4 separate regions of the Mus musculus genome follow, and regions 2, 3 and 4 are each linked to region 1. Evidence: chromatin loops called from intact Hi-C (ENCODE). Cell type or tissue: left cerebral cortex. All regions are shown on one strand. Region 1 holds the start of Zswim5 (zinc finger SWIM-type containing 5). Region 2 overlaps Zswim5 (zinc finger SWIM-type containing 5). Region 3 overlaps Zswim5 (zinc finger SWIM-type containing 5). Region 4 overlaps Gm12996 (a long non-coding RNA gene).

Region 1 (5,000 bases):
ACCCATCATTGGCATCATGGGAGGGCCTCCCATGTGGGGTGCAGGCTTCATGCCAGGCCAGGGAGGACCCCGGAGACTGGGGGGAGGTGGGATCATGGCCCCTGCAGGCAGAGGAGCAGAAAACAGAGCAGGAGGGATCTTTCCTTGTTGAAATGCAGCTGTTGTTTTGTCATTCAGGCTCTGGGCCTGTTCTTCCATCCGTTTCTGGTAAGTCTTTCACATTCTCTTTGTGTCTCTGACCACTGCAGTGTGTCTTCCTCACAGTCAGAGAATCTCGGGTAAAACACTACCACATGGATGCTCACAGTCATCTATAAGATGGAATACAGGGCCCCCAATGGAGGAGCTAGAGAAAGCACCCAAGGAGCTGAAGGGGTCTGCAACCCTATAGGTGGAACAACAATATGAACTAACCAGTACCCCCAGAGCTTGTGTCTCTAGCTGCATATGTAGGCCATCATTGGGAAGAGAGGCCCCTTGGTCTTGCAAACTTTATATACCCCAGTACAAGGGAAAGCCAGGGCCAAGAAGTGGGAGTGGGTGGGTAGGGGAGCAGGACAGGGGCAGGGGGAGGGTATAGGGGACTTTCAGGATAGCATTTGAAATGCAAATGAAGAAAATATCTAATAAAAAATTGAAGGAAAAAAAAAAAAAGACACGTACCACAGTAGTCACAAAAACAAAACAAAACAAAAACCAAAAAACAAAACCTTAGGCATGTTGCTCAACAAGCTGTTGGTCACCCGGGTCCTCACCACCAGGAACACAGGCTCAGATATGCTATTCTTTTACTTTGTAGTGTCCTCAAAATTTTTTGCTTAATTCAAACTTTACTGTTACTATGTTTAAGTAACAGTTTTTGTTCCTGTCTCATGGTCTTTTAATCATGCTTGTCAACAACTGATTAAATCAAAGTAACACACTGGCTGATTCAAAATCAAATGTTCTTTTCTTCCCTATTGTCTATCATCATTTTCCTTTCTATTTTAAAAATTCAATATTCTTCAAGCAACTTTCATTTTTTAAGAATTATGGCAGGTGATAATCATCCCTTACTTAGAAATGATTTCTGTCTTTACAAATCTATTAGTGGAGTCAAGGAGACTGACATTAAAGAAGACACACACAGGCGTACTTGTGCGTGTGCACGCACACACACACACAATTCTGAAAAGAATGGGCATTATGAAAGCCCATGACTGTGGTAGGTGATTCATTTAAGATTCATTTAAGCAGAGACTGATACTTCATAATAATTCAATTATACTTGCAGAAATAATATCATATTATTTCTGAAATATTATTTTTGAAAATGTTTATGAAAGAAGCAATTGACCACATATTTAATTCTTACATGCTATATGCACAGATATTGTTGTCAGCTTCCTTTTACAAATCATGAGTCGTGATTAGCACCACACGACCATTAAGAGCGATTCACATCTAGGTTATAGCCGGAGCTCTTTTCTTCAGAGATTACTGCAAAACCAAACTAATTTGGCTGCAGTCTACCTTCTCTTATTCGTTCTTTGTACTACTCTCTCTAGCTGAACTCAGCTATAGGATGTTTTCTAATACAGTTCCTGGAACTTTTTAAAAGTTGTAGTGATTATGTCACAACTCCGTGTTTATGAAGAAGTTACTGTTGAAGTTGTCACTCGTGAGTACCCACTAATGTACCTGGGTGAGGGGACACCACAGTGAAGAAAATGGACATGACCTTCATTGTTATGGAGTTAGGCAGTTAGACATCAAATAACAAAAGACGCATTAAATTTTAGGTAAATTCAGGGGAATGAATAGAAGACGGACAAGAAAAACATGAAAATCCTAATTTAAACCCGAGGTAAGGGATCAGAGAATTCTATCAGAAACTACACAAAAGTGTTGGTTCCTCCCCCCCCCCCCGCCCCCTGTAGGATGCAAGGTGCTAAACCCCTCAAAGAACCCCACGAGGGTGCTGCTGCCTCAGCAGTGAGGTCCTGGCGCCCCATTGTTCGGACTGGCTGATGGACTTAGCCAGTTTCTGAGCCGGCGGGGACGCCGATGCTGTCCTATATTGTGACACGGGGAGAGTTTTCATCCCGCGAACTTTTTGATTCTACCCTCTACTCCCACCCGGTGGCTTCCTTCTTAGCATCTTTCTGCTTGGTTGGTGCCCCTTGGGTTGCGACAGTCGCTTGTCCGTTCTGTCTGCTGCAGGAGCCTCACTGGAGTTGTTTCCTCTCCTCATGCCCCTCAAGCCTGTTACTTCATGGCGACAGCTGGCGGCCGGGTCTTTTCATTTGGCCACGCGGCCATCCTCGCCCGCCCGCAGGTGCGCCGGAGGCACCTGGTGCCGGGCGCTCCTCGTCCTTGGCGGCCCGCGGCCCCGCACGAGCGCTCGGATTGTGTTCCGGGCTGGCTGCGCCCGGAGCGCGCCCGCAGTCTGTGCTCGCCCCCGCGTCTCCTCGCGCCCGCGGCGGCCCCGGACGGCGCGCGTCGCCTCGCGCTGGTCCTCAGGCCAACCAGCGCCGGCCCGAGCGGCGCGAGCACGGGACCGGCGCCCCGGCTTCCCACTCGGGCCGGCGGGCTCGTGGGTTCGTTCGCCCCGCCCCCTCCCCACAGCGCCGCCGCTGGGCGCTTGCGCGGGGCGCGTGGCCGTGGCTGGGGTCTCCGCCGCAGCCCGAGCAGCCGCCTCCGCCTCAATCAGTCAGTCAGTCAGTCCCCAGCAATGGCGGAAGGAGGTGAGCGAGAGGAGCTGCTTTCGCCGCCGCCGATCTCTCCGGCCAAGAGGCTGTGCTCTTGGCCCAGCCCGCAAGCTCACCACCCCCGCGGGACTCCCGGGGCAGCCGGCGGAGGGGCGGGGGGCGGCGGCGGCGGCTGCCTGGCCCCCGGGGCCCGCCCCCACCTGCAGCCGGAGTCCTTGCTGGACTGCGCCGCCAAGACGGTGGCGGAAAAGTGGGCGTACGAGCGGGTGGAGGAGCGCTTCGAGCGGATCCCGGAGCCGGTGCAGCGCCGCATCGTCTACTGGTCCTTCCCGCGGAATGAGCGGGAGATCTGCATGTACTCCAGCTTCCAGTACCGGGGCGGCCCGGGAGCCGGCGCGGCTGCCGGCGCGGCGGGGGCTTCGCCGGTCGAGGAGGGGCCGCCGCCACCCCCCGGGGCCGCCGCTCCGGCCGGCTCCGCCCCCGGGGCCGCCGGGGCGGGCTCGTCCCCCGGGCTGGGCGCTGGGACTGGAACGGCGAGCGGCGGCTGCGGCGGCGGCGAGGGGCTGCCGTTCCGCCGGGGCATCCGTCTGCTGGACAGCGGCTCCGTGGAGAACGTGCTTCAAGTCGGTAGGTGCTGCCCGGCCCCTCTCGGCCCCCTGCCTCTTCTGCAGGTGCCTTCCCAAGCCCTGGGTCAAAACCCAGGCTTTCTGCCCAACTCCGGCATCCCCGCCAAGGACAAAAAAGTGGCATAAAAAACTTTTCCCAAGGTTTCCTTCAGGTCCACTACTGCTCTTTCCCCTACCGGCTGCCCTATTTCTTTTTCTTTTTGTTTGAAGAGCGAGTAGGTCTCTCTCTCTCTCTCTCTCTCTCTCTCTCTCTCTCTCTCTCTCTCTCTCTCTCCCCCCTATACTCTCATACTAAAGGAATAACCGTGTGATGTGCCCTTTTCGAAACGCGTTTTACTGATTTAAGTTTAGAGGGAAAGGAGGGAAAGGGAGCAATAGGTTTTAGAGGGAATGTTTGAGGGACAGGCTGTCACAGTCAATCTGTAGTTATAGCAGATTGAATCTGAGTGTAATTAACTTTCACATCGGAAAAAGCAACAGAATACTGTGCATTTTAGACAATTTAAATTGTCTGTTTTAATATCCCTCCCCCCGACCAGTGATGCCTGGGAATCTAGGCTGCAGATTAACAATAACGGAAGATGGAAATGTGACAGCTTCTCTTTTCTACACCCCCATCCATGGGAAAGGGGGAAAAAAGCTACACAATCTGGAGTGGGGGCGGGGTCTGCCTTCCTTGTCAGACTGGGGTAAATCAAAAGCCAGTCACGTTGGATGTTTCAAATGCTTTCATTTAACGCGTCCTCGTATTCGCTTTTGTTTTATCTTTTTGTTTGTACAAAAATGGAAACTGATTTTAAAAAATCTACTCGTTCTCTTGAGCGTCTAGTTAGTTTGTTAATCTTATTAAGTATTTAAAGTGTACCTGATTTGTGAAATGATTACGGAGGAAGAAAGAAACGACATTGTTTAACATTGATTTGCTATGCATAATATTAAAACATTTATGGGGGGTCCTATTTGAATTATTATAGCATTCTGGAAGTGCACATCTCTATGCACATTATTGTACACTATATGCTTATATTTACTAAGGGAAATAGTGATTTCTCTAAAGTTGAATGAAGGACATTTCACAGGCTCAGGGACACATGCATATATATAAATCCAAACATCCAGCTGTCTTCTCTTCAGGTAAAACCAACATATTTGGAATTATTTTCCTTTGAAAACTAGTACATCACAGTTTCTTACATAGAACAGTCTCTCCTAGTTATTAAGAATGAATAGATTCTGTCGTATTTTTAAAAAGCATATTATAATTTTTAAATAAATATGAAATGAATATTCATTCTGCTTATTTGAAAGATGCTAGTGCTTTGTGTATTTGTGTATATTTTAGAAAGAATGAGTTGGATAAATAGGCAATTAGGGTAGACAGCTTTAATATTGAAGTGTTGAAAACATGAAAATTAATGTGTTTCATTTTATTAATCTATAAGCTTTAATCTTTCTGAGAGCTTAGGACAGTTAACTTTTAAAGATTCTTATTTAAAACATTATAAATTGGTAAAAGTTAGTTCAAGTGGTTGTCTTAGGGATAGAAATGGGTTTGAAAGAATTTCAAATTTTAAGGGAACATATAAGGGAGATGAGTTTTATTTCCCCACCCCCACCCTCCCAGTGCTGGGAATTGAACCTAGGGCCTCTGGCATGCTAGGCAAGCCTGCTACCATAGAGCTGT
Region 2 (5,000 bases), 110 kb after region 1:
CTCCAACTCTCTACCTCAAACTTCCTCTGCCTACTCTCATCATAATCTCATTGGTAGCTCACTCGGAGGCTGAGGCTGGTATTCCTTTAGCCTTGCCCTTCCTAGTTTCTAGTTCTAGCGGATAAGCCCCATCTTAGCCCATGCTGACCTCCACAGTGTATCACGTTTGTACTACTTCATGACCCCTATGCTTAGCCTGGAATTATAGGAGGTAGCAAGGGCATTCAGAAGACTCAGTTGGATACAGGTGTCTTCGGTGTTTACTGTTTTGTCTTAGTTCCTGAGTTGGGTGGGGTTTGATAGGGAAGGGGTGGTGTAGTTAGAGAATGAACTGAGGACCTTTCTGTCTGACTGACTTTATTTTTCTCTTTGAAACCTACTTGTCATCTTTTTTATTCCAAGCTGACCAGTAAGTTGTATTCGCTGTTCGTGGCTACTAATAAATGTGTTACTGTCCAGCCAAGGGCCCCTACACTGTCTCAGCCCAATGGGTTGGCAAAAAAAGGAGAAGCCACTCCCATTTCTGTATCATGATTGCCCTTTTTTAGCAAGTATGTGAACTCAGTGCTTTTCTATGAATAAATCATGGCTCACAGAAATGATTTTTCTAAAAGCAGAAATTGTGTTCTCTCAGTAAATGAGGCCCTTCTCTCCTTTGATGGGACAGGGAGCTGGTTGGGCCTAAACAGAGATGTAATGACCAGTTGGAAGATTCCTCACATCACACCCATGCCCATAGCTCTAAGGCACCCCGAGACTCTGACCTAGGAAACAGTACTCTCCTAATACCACACGGTGATCAGGGCACAAGAGTCTGAGAACACCAGTGGGTATTCTCAGAAGATGGTGCACAGTGAACTTAAAGGCCAGAGGACCCTTTGGCTTCAGAGACCTTTTTGCCTAAGGCTACGATCTTAAGCAACTAAGCTCTGTATGTTTCTGCCCTCCCATACGACGGCATCAAAACTGAAGTCTCCTTAGTTCCTGTTTCCTTTAGCTCCTCTTTCCCTCCTGAACTCTGAAGTGTTTTAGCATCTTCTGTGCCCCCTTTTGAGCTGCTTCTCCTTCCTTCAGAGACACACAGCCCTGTGTTACAGGGACCCTGACCCTTGTCTATAAATGCCATAGCTCCAACTACCTGGAAAGCTGTACCTATTATCATGTCACTCCTGAGCTCGCATGGCTGTTAGCATATCGGTAGTGTGAGCCTGGTGTTAATGCTGTAGTGTGTGCTCACGTCTTCCCTGATACCTGAGCCCCAGACTGGGGGAGACTATGCAGAGGAAGCATAACAAAAGGAACAAAGGAGCCGGGCTGCTGGTACCGCCTTTAATTCCAGCACTTGAGAGGCAGGTAGGTGGATCTTTGTGAGTTTGAGGTCGTGTGTGTGTGTGTGTGTGTGTGTGTGTGTGTGTGTGTGTGTGTGTGTGTGTGTGAGAGAGAGAGAGAGAGAGAGAGAGAGAGAGAGAGAGAGAGAGAGAAACGGGGGGGGGCTGGGCAGGAAAGGAGGGGGCTTCAGAAAGAACTGAGGATCAGGACATAAGCCTTTACAAAAGAACATGCTAGACTCCAACTCTGGAAGTTTTATTCTCCTGGAAACAATCTCTGTTGGTGGCACTTGAGCAGAAAGGCATGTACTCAATTCTGTCGAAGCAGGCGTGAATGTTTGTGTACAGCATCCACAAAGGCTCCTACACGTTCTGGGTCCATGTCAGGGTAAAGCCCATGCCCTAGGTTGGCAATGTAGCGTTGAGGCCCAAAGTCATCCAGCATTTGCTGCACCAGCCGACCGATCTCTTCCTAGAGAACCAAGAGGGTACTGTCTACAGGAGAGGCCAGCAAAGCTGCATCCTCCCTCCACACACATGCACAGGAGTGCTTCTACACAGTGTGACTGTCATTAACAACGTATCAGACTCCTCATATGTCCCAAACATTAAGAAAATAGAAGTGGGGAGCCTGTGAGGTGACTCAGCAGGTCAGGTGCTTGCTATGCAACCTCTGATGACCTCCGTTCAATCACTAGGACCCGTACAAAGGTAGAAGAAGAAAACTGACTCCACAAAGTTGTCCTAGACCTCCTCATATGCACCATAGATACAGACCCAACACACAATAATAAAAAATAAATATTTCCAAAAAATACAAATGAGAGCTGGGTGTGATGGGGTATATCCATAATCCTAGCACTTTAGGGGAGAGAGGCAGGAACCTCAAGTTCCTGGCCAACCTCAGCAATACAGTGAGGTTGAGGCTAACCTGGGCTACATGAGACTCTGTCTCAAAACAGGGAGGCAGGGTTAGGAACTTAACTCAGTGGTAGAAAGCCTGCCCAGCAAGCAAGCACAAGGTTCTGGGTTGGGTCCTTAGCTTCAAGGAGTGTCCGTGGGTGGGACAGACAAATGGACAGCCACAAAAATAAAATTTAAATTGTAAAAATGTCCTGCTTTCTTAGAGTTTACATTGTGTGTACAGAACTGAGGAAAGGAGAGACAGGTACAATAAACCATACACATGTGATTCCCAACTATTGCACAGTACACAGAGAAAACTTTGTACACTTATGTTGGACCCAATTATTACCTCAGATGCATACAAGGCACAGGGATCCAGGTTCCCCTGCAGGGTCACTGCCTTCCCGACACGTTCCCTGGAAGCAGAGCCATTGCCACAGTCTCGCTGCATTATTTGGGGATTTTACCTCCTCCACCTCAGCCTCTCCTGCCCACTCCTCTGTCACTCACCGGGCTTTCTTTGGAGCCACTGTCCAGTCAAGTCCAACTACCTCATAGCCAGCCTGGGCCAGCTCTTCCAGGGCAAAATGTCCATCCTTAGCAAAGATGATCTGGAGAGAAAGAGCAGATCGCTGATGCTAAGCCTTTCTCGGGTGCACTTTTGCTGCCCTCCAGTGGTGATTTCAGTTTATGCAGGCTGAGTGCTGCAACCTTCACTCCACCTGTCCCAGTCCTCACCATGGGCACTGGTGCCAGGCCTGCCTTCTGCAACCCAGCCTTCACTCGCTTGGCCACATCACGAATGTAGGGCAGTGCAAACTTGCTGAAGAGCTCGGTGCCAAGATGTCCTGCGTGGGACTCAAAGAGCTGCAATGCCTATAAACAGGTGACAAGAAAAACACACAAAGAGGAAGTACCTCAGGCTCCATAGACACATGATATCTTAATTCTCCTCAGGTGACTTTAAACCCTGACACATTCCCTGAGGCACAACAAGTTTTGCCTTAAAAGAAAAAATAGAAACCAGCAGCGGTTGTGCACACCTTTAATCCCAGCACTTGGGAAGCAGAGGTAGGGGGACCTGTGAGTTTGTGAGTTTGAGGCCAGCCTAGTCTACAGATTGAGTTTCAGGACAACCAAGGATACACAGAAAGAAAAGAAAAAAGAAAAGAAAAGAGAAAAGAGAAAAAAGAAAAGAGAGAGAAAGAAAGAGAGAGGGGCAGGCAGTGGTGCACATGATTTTAACCCGAGCACTGGGGAGGCAGAAACAGGTGAATCAAAAATAATAATAACAATAAAGTTTTACCTTCTCCAGACCCTCAGACCTTAAAGCCCTGCTGACAGTCTCAGGAAGGGCTAAGAATCTACATGGTTCTCAACCTGTGGGTCACAACCCCTTCTGGGTGGAATGACCCTCTCTCAGGGGTCGCATATCAGATCTCCTGTATACCAGATATTTACATTACAATTTACAACAGTAGGAAAAGTACAGCTATGAATTAGCAACAAAATCATTTTATAGTTGGGGGTCACCACACCATGAGGAACTGTATTAAAGGGTCACAGTATTAGGAAGGTTGAAAACCACTTAGATACTCTAACCAGATCATTGGAGGAAAAGTAACATCCCTGCTTTCTCCAGTTTGGGAAACCATTTACCTATTTGTCCCTAAAGACTCACCTGAGCACCAGCAGCCACTTGTCCTATTAGGTATGGGACCAGAACATCAGTGAGTATGCCAAGCAGCTTGTGACTGGCCTGTGGCCTTTGGTAGAGCCATCGTTTGGCCTGAGCCATGGTGCTTGAACTGCCGCCTTCAACCATGTATGTCATTAGGGTCCACTACAAAAAGATGAGGACGGCAGACACAGGATCCCTTGTCTATTCCAGACCTAGGAGCCTGACCTCTCCATGCTCCCATCCACACCCCTGGCCGCATTACCGGAGCACCAGCAAAGCCAATTAGTGGCACACGTCCGGCCAGCCGTTGTCGAGTAAGGGTGATGGCTTGGAACACATAGCCTAACTCTGAAGCCGCTGCTGCTGGATCCCGTAGACGCTCTAAGTCCCGCTCTTCTCTTAATGGCTCTGGAAAGCTGGGTCCTTTGCCAGGTACCATGGTCACCTCCATGCCCAATGCCTTAAGGGGGATAAAATATATGGGTACACAGCCTGGAACTCAGAGGTTTCTGTTCAACGTATGCAACAAAGAAAAGACTAAAACCTCCTGCAAACTCCATCCCTAGCGTTTGCCGCTTCCCCGTTATGTATTTAAACCTGACAAGACAGAGGATTTCCAATGAGTGCCTTCCTCCCTCTCCCCTCTTTTTTTAAAGTCCACAATCCAGGATCAGGATTGAGTACCTGGGGTACAACAAGGATGTCAGAGAAAATTATGGCAGCATCCAGAGGAAACCTTCGTAGTGGCTGCAGGGAATAGCAAGTAGGTTAGTAAGGAGACACACTGGGGGCATGAACCCCACCCTGGTTCGTGGGGCCCTCACCTGTAGAGTCAGTTCACAGCAAGCCTCGGGAGATCGGCAGGTGCTGAAGAAGTCCTGGGCAGCCCTGGTTTCCCTAAACTCTACAAGGGGAGATGGAGGACAGGACTCAGCCACAAGGTCTTCCAAAGTTACTATCTTCTCCTATCTTCACCATCTAGAATTTCAGGTTTTATCTAGACCACAGCTTTGCCCCTGACCTGGTAAGTAGCGGCCTGCCTGTCTCATGCACCAAACGGGAGTATAGTCTGTTTCCTCTCCCCA
Region 3 (5,000 bases), 66 kb after region 1:
GTAGTTCAGTTGGTAAAGTGCATACACAAACCACTGGATTCTATCCCCAACAACGAATAAACAGGATATAGTGGTACACACATGTAATCCCAGCACCTGGGAGATAGAGGTAGGAAGATCAGAAATTCAAGAATTTCCTCAACTGCCTAGGAAGTTTGAGGCTAGCCTGGGGAGCGTGTGTGCATGAGCATGTGAGTGTGTCTGTGCTTCTGTCTGCCTGTCTGTATGTCTTACATACATTAACAAGTTCAAGATCTTCCTCAGTTACATAGGGAGTTTGAGGCCAGGCTGGTGTGTGTGTGGGGAGGGGTATGTGTATGTGTGTCCATATCTCATACATGTACACACACACAGAGAGAACCCATATAACACCTGTTTTAGCAACATGTATACTTTGTATATGTGAACACTGGTTTTTCCCCCTCTTTTAATGAAAATAGATTCCTAGCCTGGCACAGAGGCACATGCCACTTGACAGAGGCAGGAGGATCTCTGTGAGTTCTAGGCCAGCCTAGCAGCCTGATCTATAGAGGGAATTCTAGGACAGCCAGGAAACCCTGTTGGAAAAACCAGCAAAAAAGGACAATAGATTCCTTTTCTCACATGATCTTTCCTGATTATGGTTTCCCCTTCCTCTACTCCTAGTTCTGCCCACCTCACCTGGAACCAATCCTTTTCTGTCTCTTATTAGAAAAGAGCAGGCTTTTAAGAAACAATAATAAAATACAACAAAATGTAATAATATAAAATAAAAGCTATCATATTGAAGTCCGATAAGACAGACAGAAGGAAAAAGAGTCCAAGAGATGGCACAAAAATAAAAAACTTACTCATTCACAGACTCAGGAATCCCATAAAACACTAAGCTGGAAGCTATGATATACATGCTAGGGCTAGCCTGGTGCAGCCCCCGTGCACACTGTTTTTACAGAGAGCTGTTTGAGGTATGTAATAGTTTCTTTCAAATCTCTGAACCAAAGAGATTTCTGATCTATAGTTCCAAATTGATTGGTTATCCACCAATATAACTTCATCTTGCACCATAAAGTGAGGTCTTTGTGCTGTTTATTTGTTTTGAGAGAAACTCTCATAAAGCCCAGACTAGCTTCAAATGTTCTATGTAGCTTACGGTGACAATAACTTTGAACTCCTTATACACCTGTCTGCATGTCCCAAGTGCTGGGATTACAGGTATATGCTGTCATGCCTGGTGAAATTACTGCTTTAAAGTAATTGTGTTTTCTGTATGTTAGATATTTAAATGAATTTTCCAGATAAATATGTTATTTTTCTTTTTAACATGAAATACTTCTAAAATTATTATATATATGATATATTTATTTATTTAAAATCCTGAAACTTTAAAACCATACACTTAATTCCCTTATAGAATTGCAAGCCAAAACAACATAATTCTAGAGAACTGGGTGGTGGAAAGCTATATCTAGAGGTGAGTGCCTGCATTTGGGAGGCTTTGGTCTTTAGCTCTGGTTGCTAATACAGAGAATAGAGACTGCTGCCTTCTGAGGCTGATGAAGAGAAAGGGCCATAGCTGTTCTTTAGAGGTTAATATAAGGGAACCCCTTGATTTGCCAGAGGAGTCTGGGAAGGGAGCAGATGGCAGCAAGAAGGACCCTTCAGCTTACTCAGCTGCTCTGAGAAGCTTAGGGTGACCTCTCTAATACAAACAAACCAAGTAGCGTTCAGAGTAATGGGGCAGCATCATTTGTATTCCTGAATAACAATACTGCTCCTCACTTTATCTTCCACACCCTGATCCAATGTGTGGGCGCCATCTGCTTCTTGGGAATTTATATAGGCCCTGGCCCTGGCTAGTTGGGATTGTTATTGAGTGGTATTTTGGGTAAATGTGTTCTTTAGAAAGCACTTTCACATGAATCTGATTAAGCATTATGTTCATTTGCATAATTAAGAAACTGAGGCAAAAAGGACTTGAGGGCTATTGGAGTTGTAACTCAGCCCCTGATCCCTGATGTGTGTATTTTACTGTTAGTCTCTGGAACTGTCCCACTGCACTTGTTAGCATTAGCTAGTAAGATCGAGAGTTAAGTTTTCCAAGAAGGAAATTAGTTATTTTATAAATGTTATTGTTGGAGTTTTAACAGTTCTCATGGCTACTTTTGTTTGTTTTTGTTTTAGGTAACAGATCTAAAAAGAAAGTAACTTGCCTTATTTTCTGCTGTATACAGCTGGACTTTCCAGTAAGCAAGAATTAGATGAGAAATTCTAATTAATTCTACACTTTCATCAAAACCAAATTTATTTAAATAAAGCCAGTCTAATACAAAGGAATACTTAGTTTATAGAGCCGTGTGTGTGTGTGTGTGTGTGTGTGTGTGTGTGTGTGTGTGTGTGTGTTTATGTATGTATGTTTGCATGTGTAGTTATACATATGTTGTATTTAAAGTGACTTTAAGAAAAACATATTCTTAAACCAGGTGTGCTGATACACTCCTTTAATCCTAGCACTGGGGAAACAGAGGCAGAGTGAGGCAGATCTCTGTGAGTTCGAGGCCAAGCTGGTCTGCAAAGTGAGTTTCAGTACAGCCGAGACTACACAGAGAAACCCTATCTTGCGGGTTGGGGTTGGTGTAGAAAAAAAGAAATGAAAAGGAAATGTGTTCTAGGGCCAGCAAGATGGTGCCTGCCAGGCCTGATGACCTGAGTTCCGTTCCCTGGGACCCATGTAGTAGAAGATCTCTACACACATGCTGTGGCGATTGCGCATCCACACACACAGACACAGACACACACACACAGACACACACACACACACTAAATGTAAGTAAATTAAATACAATGTGAAAAATTTTAAAGGAAAAATTAATCTATTAGTAAATCACAGCAGTCCTTTTTCTTGCTGTTGGCTGAAATGACACTCGTTTTCGTGTATTAGCACCTGCCTAGAGGCCTTGGGGAATCAAAAGAGCAGTGAGCAAAGTGGTTTTAATTGCCTGGCTTTGCTGGAGCTTTTCTTACACTTAGAAACACAAAGGCCTTTGAATGGTGTCAGAGGGCTGTGCTGAGAAGTGCTCTTTTAGAACTCCACACAGATGATTCATGTGCGGTGGTGAGACTGTCTTGTAGTTCACGAGCCCATCTTTATTCCTCCAGTGAGAGTGCTGCATCAAATAGTTGCCCAGGAAACCAGGCAGATGTCAGAGTTTACTGACTTGTCTGTCATTAATGCAGAAGCCCGTCTTTGTAGAATTATGCTTGCTAATTACTTTTATAAAGTTTTGGATACATGCTTTAGATGCAATGGTGTCATTCTCACTACACTGTGGTTAACAGTACAGGTTGTGGAGCCAGACTGCCTGCCTGTGCTCTAGCTCAAGTACGATGTTGAATGAGTTCCTTTATTCCCCGAGCTTCAGTTTCTTACTGCAAGGAAAAAGAGCAGACATTTCATTGTTCTGAGGACCTAACTAGTTAACATATGGGAAACACTTAGAATATACTGTCTAGCATGTAGTAAGCACTAAATGTTAGCTAATAAAATAGCTTGTGTTTTTATTTGGTTTTGGGTTTTTTTTTTTATTGTGAGATAGGGCTTCTGTGTAGCCCTGGCTATCCTGGAACTTGCTGTGGAGATCAGGCTGGCCTCAAACTCACAGAGATCTGCCTCTGCCCCCTAAATGATTAAAGGTGTGTGCTACCGTTCCTCCATGTGTTTTTTTTTTTTTTTTAATTATTGAGCAAAGTATGGTGGTGGTGTACACCTTTAATCCCAGCAGGTGGGAGGAAGAGGTAGATGGTTTGTGAATTTGAGGCTAACTTGGTCTATATAGTGAGTTATAAGACAGCTAGAGCTATATAGCGAGACCCTGTCTCAAACAACAGCAGTAATACTATAAATAAATTATTGAGTGAGAGAGAGAATGTGGAAGTGCACCCTGTGAAGGGCAGAAGACTGCCTCAGGAGTTAGTTGGTTCTCTCCTTCCAGTGTGGGATCTGAGGAATGGACGCAGATAGTGAAGCTTGTGCAGCAAAGACTTTCACTGACTGAGCCATCCTGCCAGCCCTCGTGTTCTGTGTGTGGTTTTAAAAACAGTCGGATGTTGTGGTACATGCCTGAAGTCCTAACAAGCAAAAGATTGAGGCAGGAGGATTGGTCTGAACTCAAAGCTAGTCTGAAGAAAGATTCTGTCTCAAAAATATTAGTTAAATGTTATAGAAACCAGTTGAAGCTAACAGCAGTCCATTTAAAATTTGAATATAAATTATAGGAAAGACTCTTGTTATATTGATATTATTCTATATAAATTCTGTTTTAAAAATGTTTTATTTGAGAATTATATAATGTCAGATATCTCATAAATTGCAGCCTCTAAATCACTACAGAAAAAACAAACTCAATAGGAATTTCAAGCCACTAGATATATCACACACACACATATATGTTCACGCACACAGAATACTAAGGAATAGCTCTTAGCCTTGGGATGTTCTCCATCTCCTTTTTTCGTTGCTGATGTTCACCCAGGGCTGTGTATAATAGGCAAAGCTTTTATATATATTTAAGAGTGGGCAGTTTGTCCAATGAGGTATCAAAGTCTTTGAGGGGGGGGGCCTTCTTTTTGGCTGCTAGCTGCAAAGTCATATAAATATCTGCTGATGCCAAAGAAATGGGGCTTCTTTCAGAACCAAGTTCCATTCCACAGCCTTGCAGGCTTTGTGTATTGTAGGCATCTGCACTTGCATAGCAAGACAAAGGGTGCAGCAGAACCTGGAAGTGAGGCAAGTCCTCGGTTTTAGTAAGATTCACTCTGGCTTCTAAAGCTTTCTTCATTTAAACCACTGGCCAGTTTCTTTCATATAAAAGTGTTACAGAACATATTTCTTTAATTTTCTAGGTCAGACCCCTTCTTATCTACAGGCAATACACAGACACAGTAGCCTTAGCTCTTCTCATAGTTGCTTAAATAAAGTGTTCCATCCACTGTATTTCAAGAAAGGTTGCCTCTGTATGCTGTAT
Region 4 (5,000 bases), 50 kb before region 1:
AAGGAATTAAAACAACAAAACGTACAGAGCCTCATGTAGCCCAGACTGGTCTCTAATGCGTTTTGTAACTGAGATCACTATGTCTGCCTCCAGAGTGCTGGGATTATATGTGTGCACCGCGCTTGGTTTATGAAATGCTGAGGATGGAACTTGGAACCTAAGACCCAATGCGTGCTAGGCAAGCATGCCACAAACGGAGCTACATCCCCAGCCCCAACTTAACTGATTTTTTGCTGTTTTGTTTCTGGAGACAAGGTGTCTTTGTGTAACCTGGGTTGTTCTGTAGACCAGGCTGACCTTGAAATCAGAGACCCTTCTGCCTGTCTCCTGAATGCTTGGATTAAAGGCGGCGTGGCCACCCCTGCCTAGCCCAATTTAACTTTTAAAGTGCACAGTAAGGTGGGAGTAAGAATATTCAAGCCAGGGGAGAGGCATCCCCGATTTCATTTAGTTGTAGAAAGGGCCCCTAAGTGAAAGGAACCAGCAGGAGGGAGGGAAAGAAAGATGGGCTGTGGATATAGCTTCAATGTAAAGGGCCTGCTTCCCTAGCATACTAGAAGTCCCAGCCGGGTTAACACCCCGAACAGCAAAACCAAAACACAATGTCAAATACTGTACAATTCCACTTACATGAAGTCTATTCTGGAGTTGTTAGGATCATAGACACAGATGAATGGTGGCCTCCAGAACTGAGGAGGGGAAATGAGGAGTTGGGATCTTAGGAGTACAGTTTCACTTGCGGTTGTGGTGACCACCCTTGAACAATATCCTGGTTTTATTGTTTCTTTGAAACAGGGTCTAATTCTGTAGCCCAGGCTGGCCTCAACTTCCTGGCAGCCTTCCTAGTCAGCCTTCCAACACTAGGACCACAGGTGGGGGGCACAAAATACATACAGCTCTACATGTGTGTGTGTGCCAGCACGTGTGTGTCACAGACACGTGGAGGACAACTTCCAGGAATTCTCTTCAGGCCTTCAGAGCAAATGTAAGGACAGTTGGGCAACTTAGAGAGACCGAGGATACTGCTCAATGGAAGGACTCTTGGGCCGGGCGTGGTGGCACACGCCTTTAACCCCAGCACTTGGGAGGCAGAGGCAGGCGGATTTCTGAGTTCGAGTTCAGCCTGGTCTACAGAGTGAGTTCCAGGACAGTCAGGGCTATACAGAGAAACCCTGTCTCGATAAATAAATAAATAAATAAATAAATAAATAAATAAAACAAACCAGGATATTGTTCACTTGGCTGGCATGTATGAGGACCCAGGTTCTATCAGTACCACACAAATAATAAACAAACAAACAAACAAATAAACAGTATCTATCTACACAGGCAGGTTAGTACTTTTAATAGAGTACTTTTACTCTAATTGTCTGTAATGTGACTTTTCCGGCCACGCCGACCTATAAGGCTCTGACATCATCAATGAATTTTATGTTGCTCGGTACTCAGTCTTTAGCCCTTACAACCGTGGAAAGGTTTGATATAGTTGACCATTCTCTTCTCCTTGTTTTCCCCAGTTCCATGGTGCCGTGCCCACTCCCCCACTGGCCCTGTTGCATCTCCTCTGCCAGCTTTTGTGTGTCATCTCTTATAGAGGCAGGGTCTCATGTAGCCTTGGTTAGTCTTGAGCTCACTGTATAACTGAGGAAGAAGACTATGAACTCCGGGTCCTCCTGCCTCTACCACCCAAGTGCTGAGCCCTTTGCCTGTTCTTAACTATCCTAGCTCTTCACTGTCCTCCTCCAGATGTCTCTCTTGCTGACATTATTTAGCTGCTCTTCTGGCTTGGATGGGTCTCTCAAAGTCCACCATACCCAACACTGTACTCTTATCCTCTTGGCAGCTGCCTGAGCCAGAGACCTGCACATGCCAGATCCCCTCCTAACACCACAGTCCTCACCTCGAGGTGTGTCCCGGTTCTGTCTCTGTAATGCCTCTGACTCCTCAGAGCTTTCCTCTTCTGTCTCCACTATTTCCCATAACCGAGGCAATAGAGTAATTTGTAACTGCCTTCATGCACTTGAGTAAGAACTGAGAGGCGAGGTCTAGTTTCCTGCCCTGCTTGAAATTCTTCAGTAAAGTCCAACTGTGCTTAGGCTCGGGCTCAGGACAGAACTATTTCCTGTGGCAAATTAGGCCCTGATGAACTTGCCCCCCTTTTTTTTTAAATTGATTTATTTCCCTCTGCTCCCCAACCTTCAAATTAAATGTATTTACTTTGTGCATGGAGTGTGTATAGACTTTAGGTCTGCTCTTGTCGTGTTGCATGTGTGGGGGGCAGAGGACGATCCTGGGGAACTGGCTCTCTCCTTTCATCATGTGGATCCTGGGGAATCAAACTCAGATATTCAGGCTTGGCCGCAGGCCCCCTACCTGCTGATCTGTCTCACTGGCCTGCTCCTGCTTGGTGTTTGTTAGTTTGTTATTAATATTCTCATCCCCCATAATATAATTAGATCCTGTGAGGGTTTTTTTGTTTGTTTATTTTGTTTTTTGTTTTTGGGGGGGGGGATTCGAGACAGGGTTTCTCTGTATAGCCCTGGCTGTCCTGGAACTCACTTTGTAGACCAGGCTGGCCTCGAACTCAGAAATCTGCCTGCCTCTGCCTCCCGAGTGCTGGGGTTAAAGGCGTGCGCCACCATGCCTGGCAATCCTGTGAGATTTTATGCTACCACCCAAGCTCTTGTCTTTGCTGCCTGAATGTTTTCCCTTGGACTGACCTGGTAAACATTTTCTTGATCAGTAGACATCGGCGTAAATCCCAGTTGACTGAAATGTCTTCTCAGATCCTTCGGACTTTTGCTTAGTGTCTAGCATAAGAGTTGGCATGTGTTGAGAGGTCAGTGAATATTTATGAATGAACCAACTAAATAAAGCCCTTAAGGGCCAAATAGGTCGTTCGAAAGTTGCAGTTTTTCATATGACCTCTAGGTGTCACCATTGGCCTCATTTTAACCAGCTCTTGCCCTTGCTTCCAGGAGAGGTGCTGGTCTGGTCTACCCTCCCAGCAAGCTGGGAGGGGTGATGTACAACCCAGATTCTTCCCCGAGATTTGAAATCTCCCTCCTCCCTGGAAAGGCTGCTTTGATAGGGTGGTGACTTACCACCCCAGATTCTTCAGGGCTGAATTTTAGACACTTCAAAGAAAACTGAGTGCTAAACCCAAGAAGGAACCTGGATGGTGATTCGCCAGTGGTGTTCTTCACTTGTTTTTTTTTTCCCCTCAAGGAGACAGAATCTCAGTCTCACAATGAGTACTCTCTTACAGGATAGCCTGGAATTCAGGAGACTGACTGGAAACTCACAAGTTCCCGGAACAATGTTATCCTAGCTTCCCAAGTTGCTTGGGTTACAGGCATGGGCCACAAAGCCAAGCAAAGATCCATGCCTTTAAACTCAGCACTAGGGACGCAGAGATCTACCGATCTCTGTGAGTTTGAGGCCAGTCTGATCTACTAATGAATTATGGCTAGCCAGGACTACATAGCAAAACTGTGTCTCAAAACAAACTGGGGCAATCCCAGATAAATAGAGAAGATTATGTTTATGTCCTGGTTTACATTAATACAACACCTCACCCAGCGTTTGAGTTCCTTAAATGGCTACAACAAAGGCAAGGCAAAACTCCTCTTCTTCCCGGGCATTGTACAATTTATCTATTCATTCAAAAGTTGTATTTTATTTATTATTATTGTTGTTAGTGTGTATACAGTGTGTGTGTGTGTGTGTGTGTGTGTGTATATAGGTTGGAGGCAGCCTTGGGGAGTCAGTTCTCTCCTTCCTCCATGGGTTCTGGGGATTGAACCATCTCAATGGTTTCTCTCTTTTTTTTTTTTTTAAAAGATTTATTTATTGATTATATGTAAGTACTGTAGCTGTCTTCAGACACTCCAGAAGAGGGAGTCAGATCTCGTTACAGATGGTTATGAGCCACCATGTGGTTGCTGGAATTTGAACTCTGGACCTTTGGAAGAGCAGTCGGGTGCTCTTACCCACTGAGCCATCTCACCAGCCCTCAATGGTTTCTCTTAAGTTGAGCTTTGGCTACAAATTCCGTATTAAACAAGAACTGGTTGTGTATAGACTGAGTTCTGACTTGAATGGACAGTGGCCACACAATAGTCTGACAGCCACATATCCACTCCCTGGGACATATAATAAGCCAAATTTCGTATCTTTTCATGTTATAAAACAAAATTCAAACACCCCTCAAACAGTTTTAATTAATTAATCAATCAATCAATCAGTCAGTCAGTCAAGACAGGGTGTCTCTTTGTAGCCTTGGCTATCCTGAAACTTACTTTATAGACCAGGCTGGCCTTGAACTCACAGAGATCCATCTTCCTCTGTACTGGGACTAAGGGTGTATGTTTAGCATTGCCCTGACTTCCTCTGATGATAGATTACAACATGGAAGTGTGACTCAAATAAACCCCTTTCTCCCAGGATGCTTTTAGTCTTGCTGTTTTATCACAACAATAGAAACCTTAAGACAATGATCTTGAGAAAGTCATTTAACCCCTAAATATTAACTTCCTCAACTGATAGAGATAATATGTATACGTCACAAGTTTGTTTTGAGGCCTAAAATTGGCCGAGCTATGTATTTAATGCCATAAACATTTACTGAGCAGTTATTGCTTGGCCAACCAGGCTTAAGTGTCGTTGTAAACAGTGCGAGCTCACTTGGCCCTGTGTGTTATGTGCTTTCATTGTCTGAGCTCTGCAGATGCAAAGGCTGGGGCTGGAGAGCTTTAGTAACTTGCCCGCCACAGTCTCAGAGCTGTCAAACGGTGGGATGGGGTTTTAGACCTGGGCAGTTAGGCTCCAGTTAGTTCCCAAGCACCATCTACTAAGCCAGGATGCCATATGGAGCAGGGCTGAATAATGAATAGCTATTATGCTCATTGTAATTTAGCCTTAAGTGCTTTTTATATCCATGGTGCTAAGTGTTAATTATTAGTGTATTTGGATGCAACATTTATCCTTTTTGTTCCTAT

The links. Hi-C counts contacts between places; a loop is a spot of excess contacts. Peaks named below come from ENCODE experiments on the same cell type or tissue, not always from the same donor. Only the 100,000 strongest peaks of a DNase experiment are listed, where the experiment ranks them.
Region 2: it touches region 1 in a loop (4-fold over the local background); 8 of 42 quality-filtered maps call a loop at or near these places.
Region 3: it touches region 1 in a loop (1.8-fold over the local background); 2 of 42 quality-filtered maps call a loop at or near these places.
Region 4: it touches region 1 in a loop (4-fold over the local background); 5 of 42 quality-filtered maps call a loop at or near these places.

Annotation. Positions count from the first base shown.
Region 1 is chr4:116,874,747-116,879,746 of GRCm38, forward strand. It overlaps Zswim5 (zinc finger SWIM-type containing 5), which reads left to right and starts at 2,656. Exons shown (of 14, transcript NM_001029912.2): 1 at 2,656-3,317. The coding sequence starts at 2,714. In left cerebral cortex, CTCF peaks have their summits at 1,947 and 2,656; DNase peaks (open chromatin) are centred at 2,092, 2,573, 2,937, 3,304 and 1 more place; H3K4me3 peaks cover 2,821 bases; H3K27ac peaks cover 1,164 bases.
Region 2 is chr4:116,988,649-116,993,648 of GRCm38, forward strand. Zswim5 (zinc finger SWIM-type containing 5) reads left to right here. Exons shown (of 14, transcript NM_001029912.2): 14 at 1-457. It overlaps Urod (uroporphyrinogen decarboxylase), which reads right to left. Exons shown (of 10, transcript NM_009478.4): 2 at 4,937-5,000; 3 at 4,740-4,819; 4 at 4,600-4,662; 5 at 4,178-4,375; 6 at 3,916-4,077; 7 at 2,973-3,110; 8 at 2,745-2,845; 9 at 2,584-2,650; 10 at 1,317-1,800. The coding sequence ends at 1,639. Among named protein-coding and RNA genes, the nearest start is that of Urod, 3.3 kb to the right of the region's middle. In left cerebral cortex, a CTCF peak has its summit at 2,912 (motif pointing left); a DNase peak (open chromatin) is centred at 2,912; H3K4me3 peaks cover 215 bases.
Region 3 is chr4:116,941,188-116,946,187 of GRCm38, forward strand. All of the region lies in intron 1 of Zswim5 (zinc finger SWIM-type containing 5), which reads left to right. It also overlaps the pseudogene Gm12998. Among named protein-coding and RNA genes, the nearest start is that of Gm22092, 21 kb to the left of the region's middle. In left cerebral cortex, no CTCF peak of the experiment used is centred here; a DNase peak (open chromatin) is centred at 3,092.
Region 4 is chr4:116,825,037-116,830,036 of GRCm38, forward strand. The region is part of intron 1 of Gm12996 (a long non-coding RNA gene); the gene reads left to right. Among named protein-coding and RNA genes, the nearest start is that of Gm12996, 3.0 kb to the left of the region's middle. In left cerebral cortex, a CTCF peak has its summit at 2,926 (motif pointing right); a DNase peak (open chromatin) is centred at 2,940; H3K4me3 peaks cover 559 bases; H3K27ac peaks cover 538 bases.